Regions from separate parts of the Homo sapiens genome. Here region 1 is linked to region 2. A link is a loop called in an ENCODE intact Hi-C map of the cell type or tissue named here. Cell type or tissue: Caco-2. All regions are shown on one strand. Links, peaks and the distances in the headings refer to the core of each region. The heading gives the core; the rest is flanking DNA.

Region 1 (2,924 bases), core at 310-2,809, 980 kb before region 2:
AACCAAGATTCTAATGTTGATTCTGCCATTTAGTGGCTGTGTGACTTTGAGGAAGTTATTCAACCTTTCTGGGTCTCAGTTTCCTCATCTGGGTTCTTTTGGTGAGGACAAAATGAAGTCATATGCTAACAATTGTTTGACACAGGAAAATAAATCTTGGGACCCCCCAAATCCCTAAGCCAAGGGAAAAGTCAAGATGGTAATGGTGTCCGTGTGGTCAGGCTAACCTACCTCCCATTTTATTCCTAAATAAGGTAGCTAAAAGGTAAGAAGATACTTACCCTCCTTACAATTTGCCTACAAGGAAATTGCTTGTGGACAAAGGACAGACAGAATTCAGTCATCCCTCTGAGGCTTGCCTGAGACAAATGCATATCTGATTACTTCCTCTGCCCTAGTGTTTACATAAAAATGCAGATTCACTAAGCCAAACTAAATTGTGTATTCAGTGGAAGGCTAGTCAAGGATTCAAAAGAATGCAACCTTTTGTCTTTTATCTACTTCTAACCTGGTAGGCTCCACTTTTGAGTTGTCCCACCTTACTGGACCAAACCAATGTACAGCTTACATATATCAATTGATGTCTCATGTCTCTCTAAAATGTATAAAAGCAAGCTGTACCCTGGCAACCTTGGGCACGTGTCGTCAGGACTTCCTGAGGCTGTATCATGGTTGTTTCTTAACCTTGGCAAAATAAACTTTCTGAATTGACTGTGACCTATCTCCGATATTTTGGGTTAACAACACATGACAATGCACCATAAGCGTTTACTATTATGATGTGCTTGCTGTGTTCAGCAGAAAGAGCTCACTGAGGCCTGTACTAATCAGAAGAGATAGGATTTAAGTACACTAAGACAAGGGAAAAACAAAACAAAAAACACCAACAACAATAACACAGACTCAGGAAAGCCTCTGGAGTGTTAAGGATGGTGGGATGTACAGCAGGACTTGAAGAAAGTGTATAACCTTGGAAGATATGAGAAAGCAGGTGGGATCAGCAGCAGAAGAATTGAAGTGGGGGAGTTGCCCCTTTACGTTCTCCATTTTGTCTAGGAGTGTGCTTTGCTCAACAAATGCTTAGCAGTTGCTACAGAACTTCTTGGCCTAATTGTGTGGCCCCGTTTCTCTTATAGCTAATGAGTTTTGGGAGTTTACTACCTTTTTGTATTCTTCACTGAATTTCCTAAAACTATCTGATTCAAAGCTCCAGAAATGTCCCTTTTCCTATTAGTTTTAGATCTGCTCAACAAGTCCAGGGATACCTTATCTGTTTACCAATTATAAACCCCTGTTTATGCCTGAGAAGATACAAAGCATCTTTCTTCTTGGCTTTTACCTTTACCTTCTAGGTACAAATGTCTGTCTCATTTTGGAATCAGCCTGATTTCATCAGTTGCTACGTGACCTTGAGCAGGCTGCTTAACCTCCCTTGTTCCATTTCCTCATGTGTAAAATTTGAGTAACGTGCCAGTTACCCATTTATTGCCTCTCAGTTCCGAGTTCATCTTTTGGGACCTGCCCTGCAATACTGACTGGTCTCTCAAGATGTCTCCTTTCTACCGAGAGAGCGTGATGTTAAGCTTTGTCAGTAGGGGGCGCCTCCCTCAAAAGTAGGTTTTTGTGAGTAACTGTTTCTTGGGTACTGGGTATTTTGAAATGTCCCGGAATTAGATAGTGGTGATGGTTGCACAACATTGGAACTATCCTGGAAGTCACTCACTTGTACACTTTAAAATGGCTAAAATGGCAAATTTTAAGTCATATAGATTTTTACCTCAATTTAAGAAAAGTAAGTTGTGAGGATGGGACAAATTCGTGAATGGGGAGAGCTCAGAACGATGTTTGGAACATACATAGTGAGTGGTCTGTAAATATTACGGGTGATTGCACATTCGCTTAATTATTTAGCTAGCGGTCTATCACTGGCCTTCCTTTTCCTGGAGCTAATGAGACCCTCACACTGTATTCCTGGTTACCACGAACCTGAGGCAGCCATGAAGCTGAAGAGCCTTGCAGAAATTCCTGCCTCTCACACTGGTAGACCCTGGTAGCCTGTTCCAGGAGTGGGAGTGGAATGAATGCCTGCACCCCCACTTCCCCTGAATGGCTCCAAACAGCAGATAGTCAGGGGCTGAGTAACTCTGCGTAGAGAAGTTCAGAGATAGGACCTAACATTGAGCTTTGTGTCCTAGGGCTCAGGTCCCCTGGGCTAGAATTTAATTTGGATCAGGAAGAACCTGTTGATACCTGATTGTTTTTCTCCCCAGGTCCGCTGTCAGTCTGCTCCCCTGGGGAGATGACTGTGTGGCCCAATGCCATAGTCCCCAGGCATTGGCAAAAGGAAGAGGTCCCTGACTGGAGGCTCTGCACAACTCTGTAGGTCAGCAGGGCTTGCTGAGGATTGCAGGACAGAGATGCAAGGAAAAGCAGCAGAAACAATACAGTGGGGTTTGAAGAAATCTGGAGGGACTGAATTGGGGGACTTTTCTTTGTGACGTCATCATAGAGAAGGGTGTAGGGTCTTAAAAGGGAACTCAGTTCCTTCATCTTCTTCCTCTTCCCCTTCCATCTTTGTGATAATCCTTGTCATCTCACAGTCTAGAAGACCAGTATTTCCATTCTATACTCTACCAAATCCCAGATATTTCAGGACAGGCCTAACTCAGAAATTTTCTGTCCTGACGTCTCCATACTTACCTATGCACTTTTTGGACCATTTATCCTAGCTCTTGGCGAGGAAAATACGGCCATTAGTCAAATCCTCCTCCCTATAACTTCATCCTTGCTTTGTCACAGCTGCTTGCCGGGGGCTTGTCGGCAAGCAGGAAGGGAGAATGCCACCGCCTTGGGCTGCCTCCCCACAGAGCTGTATGTGTCCTCAGTCTAATGTTCGGGGTGGGGGGAACCAAAAGCCTGTGCCT
Region 2 (2,924 bases), core at 122-2,621:
CCTATAATCCCAGCTATTAGGAAGGCTGAGACACAAGAATCACTTCAACCCAGGAGGTGGAGGCTGCAGTGAGCCAACATCATGCCACTGCACTCCAGCCTGAGTGACAGAGTAAGACTCTGTCTCAAAATATTATAAAAAATTAATTTTAAAAAATCTATAGCAACAGCATGGTGACTGCAGTTAATAATAATGTATTGTGTATTTCAAAAGTTACTAACAGTAAATTTCAGATGTCTCATCACAAAAAATAAGTGAGGTGAAGGATATGTTTATTAGCTTAAGTTAATCATTCCACATTGTATACATGTATCAAAACATCACACTGTACCTACCCCATAAATACAATTATGATCTGTCAATTAAAATTAATAATAATAACATACTTCATGCCTTAGCACAGATAATAACCTGATTTAGGAACACCTTACAGCAACACTGATATTAGCCCCTGGTGCTAGCATTTTAGCCACCATCCTGGCTTGGTTATACAACAATTTTCATGAACTTAAAAGTATATACATTTTAGTACTGCTTTGATTTTGTTTACATACTGGCTAACAATTCAGAGTGCTTTCTCCTAAATTAACAGTAGTATGTATCATGACAGGTTTTTGGCTTTCTTCCTAACATTTTGTTATATCTAACCTCTATTCCAAAATAACTCATTTTCAGATACATTTTTCAGTATTAGCACTTAATGCTTGGCTGAAACTGATACAGGCTTTAAAAATGATTTTAAATTATAACCACAGTTTAAAATATCATCACCATAGTCAAGAAAATCATACAGATATTCAGATGTCTATAAACAGCATGGTTCACATGGTGCTGACAAAGGATGGCAGGGATTTGTTTATTAGCTAAAATGGTCCATCTTTAGCTGCAGTAACAAATGTAAAATTTACAACTCACACAGCCTGCCAGCTTAAAATTACAGGATTCCTGACAACAGTTTTGGTTTCTGCAATGCTTCTGATTTTGCTAGAGTAAGAATCTCAATACTGTTAATCTGCACAATTTCAAATATATGCATATAAAATGACATGAAGAATAGTAAAGCATGCTTACTAATTTCAAGGTTGGTGAACTCATGAACCAAGTTTTGTTTTTTTAAAACAGGAATAATGATAGTAAGTACTTGGGCAAATCCTCAGAAGTTGTAGCTGTGAAATTAATTCCTAGAGAAAGTCAGATCTCTGCAGACTGCTCTGCTCCTTTCCTTTCATGTAACTTGAGTGTTTGCCAACGGGAAAAGACATTTTGTGTGTGTGCATCTCATATTAAGATCATTTTGTATTATCTACTACGATGCTGACAATACAATTGCCTGCCCCGACACCTAACCCCTTTCCCAAACAAAAATCTAGAGGATGGCTGTGTGGGAATATTATATATTAGAAATGGAAATTATGTGTAAATATAAAATCTAATTTTCTAGATTAAAGATTGATCTAGCATAGTCAGAAATACATTATATCAATAGGGACTCAAGCATGAGGGGAATACAAATAAACTTATACAAACACAATCAGGATCTTCCAATTTGTATAATTTCCCTCAAAACAGACACATGAAGAAAACAGGTAATATTGAAGAAAAAAATGTCTTGAGAGTAAACTAGGTAAGTTGAATCTCAGGTGTGTAACTGCCCCCTAGTGACAGAATATTATGATACACTCTGAAAACAGGTACCTGCATCATCCAAAAGATCTATATTAATATAAAAGTTGGCAATGAGAATGTTTATAAGTTTGAACTGTTTCCAAAATTTATGACTGTCCCTTTTTATTCATGTGTTCACTTATTACTTCATTTCGTATACAATGAGGAATTAAACAGGAATGACTTTATCCCTCATCGCAGTCTATTGGGAAAGATACACAAGAAATACATAATTACTAAACTGTGACAAATACTATAAAACAAGTGAACAAGATGCTGAGAAAGAGAATAATGGGTTCAGGGTAACAAGAGAACCACTACTTTGGACTGGGTGGCTGGGCAAAGCCTCGCTAAGGAAGTACATAAATTGAGATTTGATAGATGAAAAGCTAAATTTTGGGGATGGGAGAGAGAGGGATGTGTCTCAGGGAGAGGGTAAAGTATATACAAAGTCTCAAAGGTAGGAATTTTGGGTGAGTTCAAGCTCTTGAGAAAAGGCCAGTATCACCAAAGTGAGACAAAGAACAATGAGAAAAAAACAAAAAAGAGGAAGAGTGGCAGATGGGGCCAGATAATGCAGAGCCTTTTACGGCTGGGAATACAGATTTTATCCTATGTGCAAAGGAAGACACTCATGGTTTTTTGTTTGTTTGTTTGAAGGAGTCTCACTTTGCTGCCAGACTGGAGTACAGTGGTGCAATCTCGGCTCACTGCAACCTCCGACTCCCTGGTTCGAGGAATTCTCCTGCCTCAGCCTCCCAAGTAGCTGGGATTACAGGCATGCACCACCATGCCCAGCTGGGTTTTTTTTTTTTTTTTTTTTTTTTTTTTTTGTATTTTTAGTAGAGACGGGGTTTCATTATGTTGGCCAGGATGGTCTCAATCTCTTGACCTCGTGATCCGCCCATCTCGGTTTTTTTTTTTTTTTTCCAAGATGGAGTCTTAGTCTGTAACCCAGGCTGGAGTGCAATGGTGCAATCTCAGCTCACTGCAACCTCTGACTCCTGGGTTAAAGCAATTCTCCTGCCTTGGCCTCCCCAAGTAGCTGAAATTACAGGTGCACGCCACCACACCTGGCTAATTTTTGTATTTTTAGTAGAGACGGGTTTTCACCATGTTGCCCAGGCTGGTCTCAAACTCGTGACCTTGTGATCTGCCCACCTAGGCCTCCCAAAGTGCAGGGATTACAGGCGTCAGCCACTGTGCCTGGCCCACTCATGGCTTTTAATCAGGGGACTGACATGTCTGATTTCTGTTAG

The links. Peaks named below come from ENCODE experiments on the same cell type or tissue, not always from the same donor. Only the 100,000 strongest peaks of a DNase experiment are listed, where the experiment ranks them.
Region 1: a loop joins it to region 2, with 5 times the contacts of the local background. A loop is called at or near these places in 5 of 110 quality-filtered maps.

The regions. Positions count from the first base shown.
Region 1 is chr11:111,427,896-111,430,819 of GRCh38, reverse strand. It overlaps a transcript of BTG4 not described here. Among named protein-coding and RNA genes, the nearest start is that of POU2AF1, 50 kb to the right of the region's middle. In Caco-2, for the core only: a CTCF peak has its summit at 1,620 (motif pointing right); a DNase peak (open chromatin) is centred at 1,599.
Region 2 is chr11:110,446,848-110,449,771 of GRCh38, reverse strand. The region is part of intron 2 of FDX1 (ferredoxin 1); the gene reads right to left. Among named protein-coding and RNA genes, the nearest start is that of FDX1, 18 kb to the right of the region's middle. In Caco-2, for the core only: a CTCF peak has its summit at 1,661 (motif pointing left); no DNase peak of the experiment used is centred there.